Regions from separate parts of the Homo sapiens genome. Here region 2 is linked to region 1. Evidence: chromatin loops called from intact Hi-C (ENCODE). Cell type or tissue: heart right ventricle. All regions are shown on one strand.

Region 1 (8,000 bases):
AACCTATGTGCAAATACAGCAGTTTAGCAGTTTTATTTGTAATTGCCAAGACTGCATAGCAGTTTTATTTGTAATTGCCAAAAACTGGAAGAAAACCCAGATTGTACTCAGTTGGGTAGTAGATAAACAAACTCTGGTAAATCCATACAATGGAATACTACTCAGCAGTGAAATGGAACAAACAATTGATATATACAACAACATGGATGAATCTCAGATACAGTATGCTAAGTGAAAGAAGCCAGACAAAGGCCGGGCATGGTGGCTCATGCCTGTAATCCCAGCACTTTGGGAGGCTGAGGCAGGTGGATCACTTGAGGTCAGGAGTTCCAGACCAGCCTGACCAACATGGTGAAACCCCGTCTCTACTAAAACTACAAAAATTAGCTGGGCGTGGTGGCACGTGCCTGTAGTCCCAGTTACTCAGGAGGCTGAGGCAGGAGAATCGCTTGAACCTGGGAGGCGGAGGTTGCAGTGAGCTGAGATCATGCCATTGTACTCCAGCCTGGGCAACAAAGTGAGATTCTGTCTTAAAAAAAAAAAAAGAAGAAGAACCCAGACAAAAAAGATAACTGCATGATTCCATGTATCTGACATTCTGGAAAAGATGAAGCTACAGGGATGGAAAACAGGTCCATGGTTCCCAGGGTCTGGGAGTGGGGAAGAGGGCTGACTACAAAAGGACACGGGAGTGCCCTTTGCGTGGTGCTGGGACTGTAGTGCCCATGATGTAAAATCTGCCTTGGACCATTACATTAGAAGAAATCAATTCCAGTTATCCCAATATTCCCTCCAAGTGAAATACTTTGGTAGCATATATAATAATAATTCAATAAGTATTAGCTATTATATTTATTAAGTAGTACCTATCAGAAAACATACTTATATTAGCATGTCAAAGGAATGAACACAAAATTCTCTCCCATATATTGAACGCACCATGGAGGGGGGACCTGCCTTCCTCTGGAGGACCATACTTAGTGAAGCCACTTTGCCTTATAAGGACATGCCTTTGTTATCCAGAACCAAGCAGTCAAACACTGATTTAGTTAGCTCCTTTATTTCTCAGTTATCTCCTGCTGATATTACATTTCTCCATAATATCTAGAGATAGGCTTTTATGTCCTTGCTAGCTGTGGTAATGGTTTTGAATCCCACTTAGGGGGCAGAGGAGTAGAGTAATGGCCACTTGTGTTCCCTCCCACCCTCATCATTCTACAGGGCATTTGCCACTCAAGTACTGTAATTGAGACATTTAAATCATACAAATAATGCTGCCCATGAAGGATAGAGGAAATTTTTAGATTTCCTTTTAAACCTAACAGAGAAAGATTAAGTTACATAAAAATGTAAAATACATGATCTCCAGTACATTGAAGGAAATGTATTTTCTTACTTGAAATGTTTGTGTTACTTAGACTGGAAGATTTATTAAATGATTTCCATTCTATCACTCATGTTTACAGCACCAAATTTGGTGTCCTTGTTCTAAAAACAATAGTACTTTTCTCCCCATGACTTTTGAAAATGATTACTGGTTTACTGATTAGCATGGCGCCATGTTTGCTTGTTTGTCCAACCTTTTATCTGCATATTTTGATAATGTTGTGTGGATTAATATTTGATGACATCCTTTGGGTGATATTAACGATTTTAAGCTTTATTTCTTCTGTCATTTTCTCTAAATGAACCAAAGAGGGATAAACTTCAGAATGTTTTTGATGCCTGGTGGAGAGCTGAACTCTTAAGAAATTAAACTTGTTTACATACTATATTTATTCTTGCCGCAGAGACAGTGAAACATTTCATGAGTGTTATGGGCAGCATCATAAAAGCCTTTAGACTTTGTTTTTCATCTGGGGTGATTAAGGTAATTCTGAAGGAAGGTTGAGCTCAAGGAGAGCTGAGATATCAAGGAATGGGGTATCATCTGTTTTATTACTCCATATTTTACTCCCAGTGAAGTGGTAAACAATTAAAATTCAAACACATCAGTGCATATAATTCAGTTACTCCCAGAACACCATAAAAATGTTTCCCTGATCAATAATTGCTTATTATGACATGCATTTGTTGTGCTAGCTGTCAAGGTGCTTAGCTATTTGCTTTCTAAAAGTATGAAAAGCACGCCCGGCTCATCAGCCTATGTGGTAACAAAGAGCAATCCAGCTGTGGATGTCACAGAGCCACTCTTGACCTGTTGTGCATAGACTCCCTCCCCACAAATCCAAACCCACTAAGACTCTCCAGGCTCTGTTAACACACACCAGCCTGGTTCAGCTTGGATGCCCTCCTCACACCATGTGGGTTCTGATTTTCCATGCCAGGCAGTCCATCTTAAATGGATGCATCCTCACCGTGTTTGGGCTTCAACTTCCTATTCTGGACCTCCTCGGCTACTCCCTACCCCAAGGCATGGAGGGCTGCCTTGTTCTGATGCACCTTATGATTTTAGCACCAAATTGTACAGGAAGGGAGAGAAGGGAAAGGAGAAAGAAGATGTGAAAGGAAAGAGAGGGTAGGGAAGAGGAAAAAGAAGATGAGGAACACGTATTATTTTCTAATCCTCACAATAGGTCCTCAAAATGAGCAACATTTCCCCCTATTTCATACTTGAGGAAGCTGTGACTCAGAGAGACTAAGGCACTTGCCCAAGGTCTCTTAGTACATTAAGGAGCCAGCGTCTGCACCCAGTTCCTTCTGACTCTAGAGCCTGGATTCTGCTGGCTGCACCACACTGTCTTTAAAGAGAACACTCTCAAAACGCGCTTGGTCTTTGGATTGTCTCAAATGTGTTAGAATAGTGTTTTAAGAAAAGGAATGCAGATCTCCTGGGAAGCAATAGGTCGAGTTCATTTCATGAGAATCATTTTTCTAGCCATTGGCCTACTTCCCCATTTTTCTCCTGTCTGCATCTAGGTGCAACAGGAACTTGGCTTTATTTGACTCCATTGCCAGGGTGGGGTAATGAAGCTGGGACTCTCTTGTAGCCAGCGGCAGTGAGCCAGCAGTCTCACTGCCTACCCAGTGATGGTTCCTTCTGTGGCCAGCACTTCTGGAATGAGTCATCTTTACATGTTTGCCAACCCTTGTCCTCTCCTCCCCAGCCAGGTTCACCCTTGCTGCTGTCAAGGAGCTTTGAGACTTTCTGAGATTTTTAAATGGGGAAGTAGATGTTAAACCTAGTATGAGGAAGAGAGGGAAAGTTTGCTCTGGTTTCAAACACACAGTCATAGAAGATGCTAGTCTTAATGCTTTCCATAGCAAAAACCCTGAAGGCTTAGAGTGTACACATTGTGAACTGAACTTTTAACATTATTGTGTAACTCATTTGTTAATGCCTATTTGTCATTGACTGTGGGGTCCATGTGAAAAACTCCCACAAACACTCTAACAAAATGGAAGACAGAAAAGAAAGCAAGCATCATTTGTGTACAATAGCCAAAGAACAATAGCCAAATAAATTTGATGGTCTCAAAAGTTAAGCATCTTTTGAAGAGAAAATTTGATTTTAGGGCCAGGTGGGGTAGCTCATGCCTGTAATCGCAGCACTTTGGGAGGCAGAGGCGGGTGGATCACCTGAGGTCAGGAGTTCGAGACCAGCCTGGCCAACACGGCAAAACCCCGTCTCTACTAAAAATACAAAAATTAGCTGGGTACGGTGGCGCATGCCTGTGATCCCAGCTACTTAAGAGGCTGAGACAGGAGAATTGCTTCAACTCGGGAGGCGGAGGTTGCAGTGAGCCAAGATCATGCCGCTGTACTCCAGCCTGGGTGAAGGAGCCAGACTCTGTCTCCAAAAACAAAAACAAACAGAAAAAAGAATTGATTTTGATTTTTTCAGATACAGTGCATGAACTTTTTATCATAAAATATTAAAGCTGGGGAAAATATCTTAGAATTCACCTCATGTTCATGCTTTACCCTGTGAAGAAACAGAGGCACAGAGAGAAATAACTTGAGGATAATGGAAACAAGCACACATCTGTAAGTGTGTGTGTGTGTGTGTGTGTGTGTGTGTGTGTGTCAGAGAGAGAGAGAGAGATGTTCCTTTGTAAGTAAACACTCTTGGAAATAGCCGCATTTTATTATAACACAAAAAGTAATGCTAAAGCTGATATAGTTCTGGTTGCTAAGCTTCACACACAAAAGGTCTTTAGGTAGCTGCTTCCTAATTTTTATTTCTGTGGCCCAAAAGTCTCCTTGTAAACCTTCGTGTCATGTCATACTAAACCTTTGACATCAATACCCTTTAAAATGTACAAGTCCTTAAAAAAAAAAAAAAGGCAAAGGGCAAATACTAATGTGGGAAATTTGAATTTTAATTAACTGTTTGTTTCAATGTTAGGATAAATTAATGTTAGATAAATTCTTTGGTAATTTTTCCCCCTAAAATTGGATTTTTCAAGAAACATCACTGGTTCAGTATATTGTTATTTGGGGTAGCATAATTTTAGGCGATAACTTAATATTTGCATATATTTGTCACTACTTTGAGTTGGTTTTTGTCCCCTGACCCCCAGCCAGGATGTTAGATCACACAGATTTTTTTTTCTTTGAGCCCTTAGGGAGAGTCCAAAACAGTCACTTCATGTACTAGGAAAGTTTACCCAGTCAGCACACACAGATATGTTGTTGCCTACATTTATATTTGTGAGAGTGACTGTTAAGAAACTAGCAGGTTTATAAAATCCGTGTGAGAATTTCTCTCAAATAACTGTTAATGGACAATCCAGCAATCCTCCCATCTCAGGCTCCCAAGTAGCTGAGACTACAGGCAGGTGGCACCATACTCGGCTAATTTTTTGTGTTTTTTGTAGAGATGCGGTTTCACCATGTCACCCAGGCTGGTCTCAAACTCCTGGGCTCAAGTGGTGCTCCCGCCTTGGCCTCCCAGAGTGCTGGGATTACAGGTGTGAGCCACTGCACCCAGCCTGTACATTTTCCTTGAAATCGTTTTTGGATGTTTAGTCTTATTTCCTTATTCAGAGTTCACCTGTTTATTTTTTTTTTCATTTCCCCAATTTAGCCTGCGTTTCACCCAGCCCTAGCAATATAGGTTTGGGTCAGAGAAATTCAAGCGGCCAGGGGATGCTGAAGATGGCCCATTATGGCCGGGCGCGGTGGCACACATCTGTAATCCCAGCACTTTGGGAGGCCGAGGCAGGCAGATCACAAGGTCAGGAGATCGAGACCATCCTGGCTAACACAGTGAAACCCCGTCTCTACTAAAAATACAAAAAAATTAGCTGGCTGTGGTGGTGGGCGCCTGTAGTCCAAGCTACTCAGGAGACTGAGGCAGGAGAATGGTGTGAACCCGGGAGGCAGAGCTTGCAGTGAGCAGAGATCGTGCCACTGCACTCCAGCCTGGGCGACAGTGAGACTCCGTCTCAAAAAAAAAAAAAAAAGATGGCCCATTGTGGTAAGCCTTGACTTGAATTAGTCACCAAGCTAGTCTTATCTCTTTTCTAGGCTAATTCTTGTTTTTTGTTTGGCTCAAAACAAATTGTTTGTCTTCAGAACACAATAAAATCCAGGGAGAGTGTCCTGTTCTTCCTACAGACGTCACTGGGACATCTTATTCTTTAATTAATTCAGTCAACTAAAATTGGTCAAATACCTGCTCTCTGTGCCAGAGTTATAAACTTTGTATTTGTATAATTGCTAGTAGCTCTCTTACATTTCTTACTTTATCTATCTGGCATTTGATCTACCTAATACCTTCCAATATCACCTCATGTCCCTTTACCAGCTTGGTGGTTTTTCTATAGTTCAGGAAATCAAACAAAATGGTGTGTGACCTGGAGGTACTAGAAAAACAATAGCAAACCAACTCCAAAGCCAGCAGAAGAAAACAAATAACCAAAATCAGAGCTGAAAAAAATTAAAACGTGAAAATCCATACAAAAGATCAATGAAACCAAAAGTTTGTGATTCAAAAAAAAAACAAGGTTGATAGATCACTAACTAGATTAATAAAGAAAACAAGAGAGAAGATCGATCCAAATAAGCACAATCAGAAATGACAAAAATGACACTACAACTGATGCCTCAGAAATATAAAAAATCCTCAGAGACTGTTATAAATACCCCTATGCACACAAACTAGAAAACGTAGAAGAAATGGATAGATTCCTGGAAACACACAAGCCCCCTAAAATTGAAGCAGGAAGAAATTGAAATCTTGAACAGACCAATAGTGAGTTCTGAAATTGAATCAGTAATACAAAACCCACCCCAAAAAGCCCTTAATCAGATGGATTCACAGCCAAATTATACCAGATATACAAAGAAGAGCTAGTACCAATCCTACTGAAATTATTTCAAAAATTCAAGGAGGAAGGACTCCTCTCTAACTCATTCTGCAAAGCCAGCATCATTCTGATACCAAAACCTGGGAGAGACACAGCAGAAAAGAAAACTTCAGGCCAATATCCCTGATGAACATCGACACAAAAATCCTCAACAAAATACTACAAACCAAATCCAGCAGCACATTGAAAAGTTAATTCATCACAATCAAGTAGGCTTTATTCCTGGGATGCGAGGTTGGTTCACCATACACAAATCAATAAATGAGACTCATCACATAGACAGAATTAAAAACAAAAACCACAGGATAATCTCAATAGACACAGAAAAGGCTTTTAACAAAATTCAACATCCCTTCATGTTAAAAACCCTCAACAAATTAGGCATTGAAAGAACATACCTCAAAATAATAAGAGCCATCTATTATTCAACTATCCACAGCCAACATCATACTGAGTGGGCAAAAGCTGGAAGCGTTCCTCTTGAGAACTGGAACAAAACAAGGATGCCTACTCTCACCACTTATATCAACATGGTACTGGAAGTGCTAGCCAGAGAAATCAGGCAAGAAAAAGAAATAAAAGACATCCCAACAGGAAGAGAGGAAGTCAAACTAGCTCTGTCACAGTGCAGGCAATATAATTCTGTACCCAGAAAACACTGCAGACCCTGCTAAAAGGCTCCTAGAACTGATAAACAACTTCAGTAAAGTTTCAGGATACAAAATCAATGTACAAAAGTCAATAACATTTCCACACACCAATAATGTCTAAGTTGAGGGCCAAATCAAGAATGCAATTCCATTTATTTTATCCTTTTGAATAAAATACCTAGGAATACAGCTAATCAAGGAGGTGAAAGATCTCTACAATGAGAATTATGAAACACACTGAAAGAGATCAGAGGTGATACAAACAAATGGACAAATATTCCATGCTCGTGGATAGGAAGAATCAATATTATTAAAACAGCCATAGTGCCCAAAGAGATTTTTAGATTCACTGCTATTCCTATCTTAATTAGCAACATCATTTTTTCACAGAATTTAAAAAAAAAAACCTATTCCAAAATTCATGTGGAACCAAAAAACCTGAATAGCCAAAGCAATCTTAAGCAAAAAGAACAAAGCCGGTGGCATCACACTGTGTGACTTCATACTACACTACAAGGCTACAGTGACCAATACAGCACAGTCCAGGTACAAAAACAGACACGTAGACCAATAGAACAAGATAAAGAACCAGAAATAAAGCTGCACGCCTACAGCCATCTGATCTTTGACGAAGTTGACAATAACAAGCCATGAGGAAAGGTCTCCCTATTCAATAAATGGTGCTGGAGCAACTGGCTAGTCATATACAGAATATTGAAATTGGACCCCTCCTTTTAATCATATACAAACATTAACTCAAGATGGATTAAGGACTTAAATGTAAGACCTAAGATTACAAAAACCCTAGAGAAAAAAACTGGGAAATACTATTCTGGCCATTGGCCTTGGTAAAGAATTTATGAATAAGTCCCCAAAAGCAATGGTAACAAAAACAAAAATTGACAAGTGGGACTTAATTAAACTAAAGAGCTTCTGCACAGCAGAAGAAACTATCAACAGAGTAAACTGATAACCAACTGAATAGGAGAAAATATTTGCAAACCGTAAATCTGAAGAATGTCTGATATCCAGAATC
Region 2 (8,000 bases), 78 kb before region 1:
TGATCCTCTGTCTTTGTGAATTTTAGATCAGGAAGTGTGACTGGGGCAGAAAGATGTTAGAAACTATGGGGTTGGGCAGGGTTGATCTGGGGTGAGTGGCCGAGACCCGGACTAATCCTACAGGCAGTCTTGCAAGCAACTGCGGGGTCGGTGTCACCTGGGGGTTAAGAATAAAGGCCCTGGTTAGTGTCTGATCTGCTTGCAAATTGGCTCTCTGCTACAAAGTCACTGTGCAACATTGGACATGTTACTTAACTTCTCTAAGCTTTGGTTTCTTTATGTGCCAAGTAGAGTTGATCATAGTACCTACTTCTTATGACTGTGGGGAGGATTAAATGAATAATAGGTACAAAGTCCGAATTGCCAAGTGCTGGATGTGTAACATACACATTGGAATTTAGAGACAGTACAGAAAAAATAATGCAAAATGTCTTGTTAATGATTTTCATGTTGATTGCATGTTGCTTGTAGTGTCTGGCTCAGAATAAATGGTGAATAATTCTTAGTTGCCATCATTAACATTACAATCAGCTTCACTGCTGTCATTATCTCCATCATCACCATCTTTGAGAGCCTAAGATAGAAAGGTAGGAAGGAAAGCTGAAGTTGGAGAGCTTCAGGCAGAGATCAGTTTGGGTTAGGTATGGAGATGCCAGTGGCTGGCTGGGAGCTTTCTTGGGGCCAGTGTTTCTCCGCCTGTGCCTTCCATCTGGTGCTGAGAACCCAAAACACATTCAATGGAAGAAAATATGTGATGAAATCTGATCAAGAAGAGCCCCCTCAAGTTTAATAAAGTATAAAAGGTTCTATAATCCTCAGGCAAGAAAATGGATTGGAAATTCGTATTCTTAGAGTTCTGTTTTCCTTTTTGAAGCACTCTGTGTGTTGTGTGGGAGAGTTATGCTAAGGAGCTTGGCAGAAATTATTATTCAAAGGAGCAGATTAATAAGGACATACCTAGTATTCATATATCATTTAATTTCACCATTTATTGTTTACTTATTGTGTCCCAGACACTATATTATACAGTTAATGGATTTTATGATTAAATTCTCACAAAAAGCCTATCAAACTCATGAAGTCTTGTACAGAAGAGGAAAAGGAATCTTGGAGATACAGCTGCACAAGGCCATGTAATTTTTTCAAGACCATACAACCAGCAATGGCAGAGCTGGGATTGCAAACTGCTCCAAAGACTGTGCTCTTAATTGGGCCGATTGTTATTTTGATGCATATGTATCCCAAGAATTTCCTTTAAAGCAAGAGGGGAATTAATTTTTAAAAAATCATCATTTTGGTAGCAGCATTGGCAAAGTGTTCTGTTTCTGATTAGTGTTTAATATATAAACATTAACAATGTGATGTTTTGCAATGTTGAAGGTGGAAAAGAAATGTTTTCCCTTACGTGCCTACCTATTATTTTTTTTAAATAGGTCAAATTCCAAAAGTAAGACTGTGTTGAAATATGGCCATTAGTACATTCAGCATGTGCTCATGTTTTTCACCTTACTACTCAGAATAGTGTAAACTATCTCTTAAAAATATTTGTGGGATAAAACCAGTGTGCTTCCTGTTAATGAAGTATTCAAATCTGATATATTAAAAATATTATTTGTAAAGCGTTCAGTTCTGACCACACCAGTCTCCAGAAGGAGTGAGCAGACTATCTCACAGTCTGAGAAGAAAGGTGAAATTAATTTTCTTGTAAGTGCTATATACTTGTCTTCATTTCCATTTTTTTGTTGCTGACTTGCGTGCCAAGGAAAGACTAGATCTAAGTTAGGCAGTTCGTAATAACATTTGCGTTTGGGATTTCAGGTGCTGCTGCATTAAATGTCATAACATGGTACTTGTGGGAACATCTAGTCTTGTTAATTGCCTTTTTTCTTACTGGAATTTAGTGCCTTTGTAGATTATAAAAATTATTACTAGTACTCTGAAAATTTATTAAACAAAATCTTAGTGTCTTTCAAATACAGAATAGATGTAAAATTTGATCAAATATTAAAGTAAAATAAGAACCTTGGATAAAGAGGACGAAAGTGTAGAATGCAGAAAAAAACATTAACCCTCTTGTGGACAGTCAGGATTGAAAGGAAGAAAAAATAATGGCTTACACTTCTAGAATGCTTTCTATGTGGCAGAGACAGTTCTAAATATTTACATATCGTAACTCATTCACCTCTATGAGATAGGAGCAATGACTATCTCCGTTTTACAGATGGAGAAACTGAGTGCAGAGAAGATATAGAAATTGTCCAAACTCACAAACAACTAATTAAGGTCACAGCTGAGATTCAAATGCAGGCAGCCTGGCTCCAGAGTCTTCTCTTTTAATCATTATACCATGCTGCCATCTCAGTTTTATTTTAAAATAATAATAGGTAACATTTATTAATTATTTACTATGTGCTACATATTGTGCTAAGAACTTTATATACCTTCATTTCGTCCTTTCAGAAAAGGAACAAACAGAGCTGGGTGCACTGGCTCACGCCTGTAATCTCAGCATTTTGGGAGGCCAAGGCGGGACGATCACCTGAGGTCAGGAGTTCAAGACCGGCCTGGCCAACATGGCGAAACCCCGTCTCTACTAAAAAATACAAAAATTAGCCAGGTGTAGTGGTGTGCACCTGTAATCCCAGCTACTTAGGAGGCTGAGGTGGGATAATTGCTTGAACCTGGGAGGTGGAGGCTACAGTGAGCTGAGATGTGCCACTGCATTCCAGCCTGGGCGACAGAGTGACACTCTGTTTCAAAATAAAATAAAATAAAAAATAAAAAAGGAACAAAGTATTAGGCATAATAATCATCACCAGAGAGTGATTTTATGAAAGACAAAAACAAGGTGGCAAGAAGAGAGAATAAAGTTACATAAAGATAGCATTTAAGAACAACCACAGGCTGGGCATGGTGGCTCACACCTGTAACCCTAGCACTTTGGGAGGCCTAAGCTGGTAGATGGCTCGAGCCCAGGAGTTCGAGACCAGCCTGGGCAACATAGCAAAACCCTGTCTCTACAAAAAATACAAAAATTAGCCAGCTGTGGTGGCTTGCACCTGTAGTCCCAGCTACTTGGAAGGCTGAGATGGGAGGATCACTCGAACCCAGGAAGTTGAAGCTGCTGTGAGCAGTGATTGCGCCACTGCACTGCAGCCTGAGTGACAGAGCGAGACTCTATTTCAAAAAAAAAGGAACAAACCCAATAATTTTGGGCATAACGACCAGAGCACAATGAGCTACAGAGAGCTTTCTGAGAAGTATTTGCTAATTTTATCTGCAAAGATAATACAAGCATAAAAATATATGTATTCAAATGTATAGATGTGTATCTGCAGTGAGAGCAGAGCTGTTCCTCAGTAGTGGGGGTGGCTGGCAGAGTGAGGTAGTGTGCTTTCAGGAATTGCTTTATTTGTCTGATGTGTTCTAGACCAAAGACCAACAGAGGGGCTTGGGCAATCAGACACAGAATTTTTGGCCTTTCACATTTAGAATCGGTTCCTTCCAGATTCTTGGAAAAGGTCCATTTGTGCTTTAGGCATCTAGTGCTATTCTGAAGATGCCTTACAAAATGTATGCTGAAATAACCTTCTACCAGGGTGAATTTTCTTCATTTGGAGTTCTTTGAGTTCTGACCATTTATGTATATTGATGAAGCTAATGTTTACTTCTTCATAGACCAGTGGAAAGAAAACGTAGTAACATGTAGTTGCCCAGGGAAAGATGAAGAACTCAGGGGACCAAGTCTCCCATCTCAACTCCCCATAAAGGTAGTGATGGAATGGGATGATGTTAAAAACACCTCAACTTTCCGTCCTCTTTAAGGGACCGTGAGAAGGTAGGGATGTTACCATACTCAGACTTCTTGCTGAGAAAGCTAAGAAACAAAAGCATTTAGTTTTTTTCAGTGGCAGGTGCTTATTAACGTTTGGCCTATTTGATAAAGGGTTAAAGCAACAGGAATGTGCTACTGCTGTTCCCACAAGCAGTAGTCTAATTTCTTTCTTTTTTTTTTTTTTTCTTTTTTTGAGACAGTCATGCTCTGTCGCCCAGGCTGGAGTACAGTGGGGCCATCTCGGCTCACTGCAACCTCTGCCTCCCGGATTCAAGCGATTCTCCTGCCTCAGCCTCCTGAGTAGCTGAGATTACAGGTGCGCACCACCACGCCCGGCTAATTTTTGTATTTTTAGTAGAGATGGGGTTTCACCGTGTTGTTCAGGCTGGTCTAGTCTTACCCAGTCAGCAGCAGAAAGGCTCTCTGGGCTCTAGGTAAACACATGAAATTTATATAGTGTGTTTAAGTGTGGTTCCTGTGCTTCTGGAGTTGGCACAGTAGTGGTACCATTTGCTGTATCGACAACAGTGGGGGTATAGACGAAAAACAGATTGACACCTCTGAAAGTATATATGAACACATGTCGATGCAGCATTTCTGGTGAAACTAAGCAAATTGATAAAGTTGGCCTAGGGTACAAGACATTATGTCATGTCCCACTGCATTATGATTAAACCCAAGATTAGAAAGGAGAAATGATGGCAACAGAACCAGTTTCTCCAGCTGTCTATTCTCATGTTCATCATCACAGATAGGAAAGGGCAGCCGGCCCTCTGCATCTGTGGGCACATCCCTGGATTCAGCCAACCACAGATCAAAAATATTTGGAAAAAAATGTAGATAGTTGCATCTGTACTGAACATGTACAGACTTTTTTCTTGTCATTATTCCATACAAAATATAGTATAATAACTATTTACATAGCATTTACATTGTGTTAAGTATTATAAATAATCTAGAGATGATTTAAAGTATACAGGAGGGCTGGCCACCGTGGCTCATGCCTGTAATCCCAGCACTTTTGGAGGCCAAGGTGAGTGGATCACTTGAAGTCAGAAGTTTGAGACCAGCCTGGCCAACATGGTGAAACCCCATCTCTACTAAAAGTACAAAAAAAAAAAAAAATTAGCCAGGTGTGGTGGCAGGTGCCTGTAGTCCCAGCTACTCAGGAGGTTGAGGCAGGAGAATCGCTTGAACCTGGGAGGCGGAAGTTGCAGTGAGCCGAGATCGCACCACTGCACTCCAGCCTGGGTGACAGAGTGAGACTCTGTCTCATTAAAAAAAAAAAAATCATGAACAACTCTGCATGTAAATCAATACAGAGCTGCATTATAATTTACATAGGCTGTATAAAATCCTGTTGATTAGATGTAAAATGATTTATTAAATTAATTTTCTATTATTGGGCATGAAGATAGGTTCCAGGCTGGGCACAGTGGCTCATGCCTGGAACCTGCCTCCCGGTGCTTTGGGAGGCAGACACAGGAGAATCAGTTGAGCCCAGGAGTTCAAGACCAGCCTGAGCAACATAGTGAGACACCAGCTCTACAAAAAGCAAACAAAACATTAGGCAGACAGGGTGGTGCATGCCTGTGGTCCCAGCTACATAGAAGGCTGAGGTGGGAGGGTCACTTGAGACCAGGAGTTTGAGGCTGCAGTGAGCTATGATTGCGCCACTACTCTCCAGCCTGGGCCACAGAGTGAAACCCTGTCTCAAAAAAAAAACACAAAAAACCAAAAGAGATAGGTTCTGACTTTTCACAATAGTGTATAGAGTTTGATGGAGCAGTCTTATACATACTTTTTTCTGCGCTAGTGCAAACACCTCCTTACAAATTTCTAACAGTATAATTGGTCATAGGAAAGAAACATTTTTCAAGCTTTTGATTGCCAAATTGACGCCCAGAAAAGGTATACCTGTTTCTGCTCCTACCAGTGGCCCTACGAATGCTCCTTTCCCCACATTCACACCCCCACCGAGTTTTATCATTCTTTTAAATCTTTATTTGCCAGTGTTGACCTCTTCTCTTAAATGCCTGTAACCTCTTCCTGTTTAGCTTCTCTCCTAGGTCAGAGAGTGAACTCTGAAGTCATTCTTTAGGGATTAAAATAGTCATGCATTTCTCCTTTTTTCTTTGCCTTACATGCAACCATAAATGGTGAGAACTTCTATCCTTTTTCACTTTCTGCTTCTGTTCCTTTAATAGGTGGATTAATGATAAAGGTAGATTGTTCAAACAACTTAGTTATTTCTTAATTTTGTTGTAAGCTCTAGTTGCCAGACTTTAAACTGTGCTTTTTACTTTGCTTAACAATGTAATCCAATCTACCTCCTCCTTTGGGTGCCTAAGCCATAGCCCTTTTAAATAAAATAGCAAATGGAAAATCAGAATCCCTTTCTATCGCAAAATAAGAGTCCAGATTACATAACTCATTGTATGTGTTTTCACTTGGATGAGAGAATAGAGAGTATGGACCTCTTTCATACTTTTTTTTTAATGTTCCTTTTCCTCTAGAATTGGTTTCTGGGGCTAAAAGGAAACAGTAGTTAGTACCACTCTGCTCAGAAACCTCAAAAAACTTCGACTTCTGTCATTCTCATCAAAGGGCAAAATTCATTGTTCTTCTGTGATAGAGACCAAAAATACAAATAGCTAAACTGGAACTAAATTAAGAAAAACAGAAGTTAATAAACTCCACCGCCTCACTCCCATCTCTTCGTAAGTTAGTAGGCTTGTAAGTCCTAGGCTGGTTAGTTCATTCATTTGTTCACTCATGCCAGCCATTGAGGATTATTGTGTTCTAAGTGCTGTGCTAAGCCCCAGAAATACAAAGACAAGTGAGTCATGGGCCTGCCTGCAAGGAGTGAGGAGATTTACTCAAAATTGAGAGCTGGAAAAAGAAAGGCACTTTCCCTGGCCTCATAGCCCTCCGTGACTTCAAAGTATTCCTCTCTGGGGTCATGCCACTAGGGATAATAGCATTATCCAAAAACATTTTTGGAAATCCTTTTAGAATTATTCTCAGGGACTGGAGTACATTTATTTTTAAAAAGAAACTTGGTGTTTTAAAATCTTTTTTTTTTTTTAGGGAGAATCTGCTTTATTATTTGAGAAGTTTCAAAAAATATAGAAAATACAGATGATAATATGGCAAGTATCTAAAGGTCTCCACTTAACAGAATTAACATCTGTTAACATTTTGTCACTTTTGCTTTAGTTGTTTTTTTTTTAATTAAAAAAGAGAACATTACAGATAAATGTGAAGTCCCTGTTATTCTGTTGCCCATTTCTGTTCTCCCTGCTGCTCCCTGAGAGTACTAACACAAAGGTGTACTTCTGGGGTGTGTGTGTATATGCATATCCATAAACAATATATGGTATAGCTTCTGGAGGGATCCAAAGTCATTAGCACTCAAGCAAGCCTATTAAATAAAATAATATCAGCTTGAGTTAAAGATAACATATAGCCGTGAAATAACGGAGCTGATTTTTAGGTACCTTGTCAAATAGTTCTGAAAGTAATTGCAAAGAGGAGTTCCAAAAGTGAGTTCAGAAAGACAGCTTTATCAGAATAAATTGCATGGTACTGCATACAGGAAACTATAAAGAACAACGGTTATTTAGAACTGTTCATTCTGACAGTGTTTTTCAATTACTCCTTAATATTATAACCACTTACTCATTTCCTGAAATCACCAGGAAATTTTTCAAAAAGATTTTTCTCCCCCGATGAATATACCCACGATTTGCATTTGACCCAAGATAAGCAGTTGAGTCGATAACATGTTAATTTTTAAATACATGGTTTTAAAACACAGAATAAAAATTCTACCTCATTGCTTGGAGACTCAATTAAGGAGAGTATGCACATTAGCAAAAAGAAGATGTGATATTTGCTCAGAAGTCTTGAAGTGGATATTTTGGCCTTCGTATGGCTGAATGGTCAAGCTTGACTCTCTCGTTTGCTCAGGGAGGCCCAGTCCCTCTGCTGCCACGGGTAGAAATACTTTTTCCTAAATCGCTGCTTCTTCTCACTGCCATACAGAGCAATATTCAGGACACAGCCAAAACCTTCTTTGGCAGACCTTTTTGAGTTCTCTCTACTCAGCTTTCTGCTGTGTAATATGAGCACTCTAGAGAAGTTGGGCTGTCCTCAGGAAATT

Evidence for each region. A loop is a pair of places that touch in the nucleus more often than their neighbours do. Peaks named below come from ENCODE experiments on the same cell type or tissue, not always from the same donor. Only the 100,000 strongest peaks of a DNase experiment are listed, where the experiment ranks them.
Region 2: it touches region 1 in a loop (2.0-fold over the local background); 16 of 110 quality-filtered maps call a loop at or near these places.

Annotation. Positions count from the first base shown.
Region 1 is chr9:294,628-302,627 of GRCh38, forward strand. All of the region lies in intron 4 of DOCK8 (dedicator of cytokinesis 8), which reads left to right. Among named protein-coding and RNA genes, the nearest start is that of DOCK8-AS1, 83 kb to the left of the region's middle. In heart right ventricle, no CTCF peak of the experiment used is centred here; a DNase peak (open chromatin) is centred at 3,044; H3K27me3 peaks cover 1,259 bases.
Region 2 is chr9:216,713-224,712 of GRCh38, forward strand. All of the region lies in intron 1 of DOCK8 (dedicator of cytokinesis 8), which reads left to right. Among named protein-coding and RNA genes, the nearest start is that of DOCK8-AS1, 5.0 kb to the left of the region's middle. In heart right ventricle, no CTCF peak of the experiment used is centred here; a DNase peak (open chromatin) is centred at 3,117; H3K4me3 peaks cover 530 bases; H3K27ac peaks cover 1,000 bases; H3K27me3 peaks cover 2,067 bases.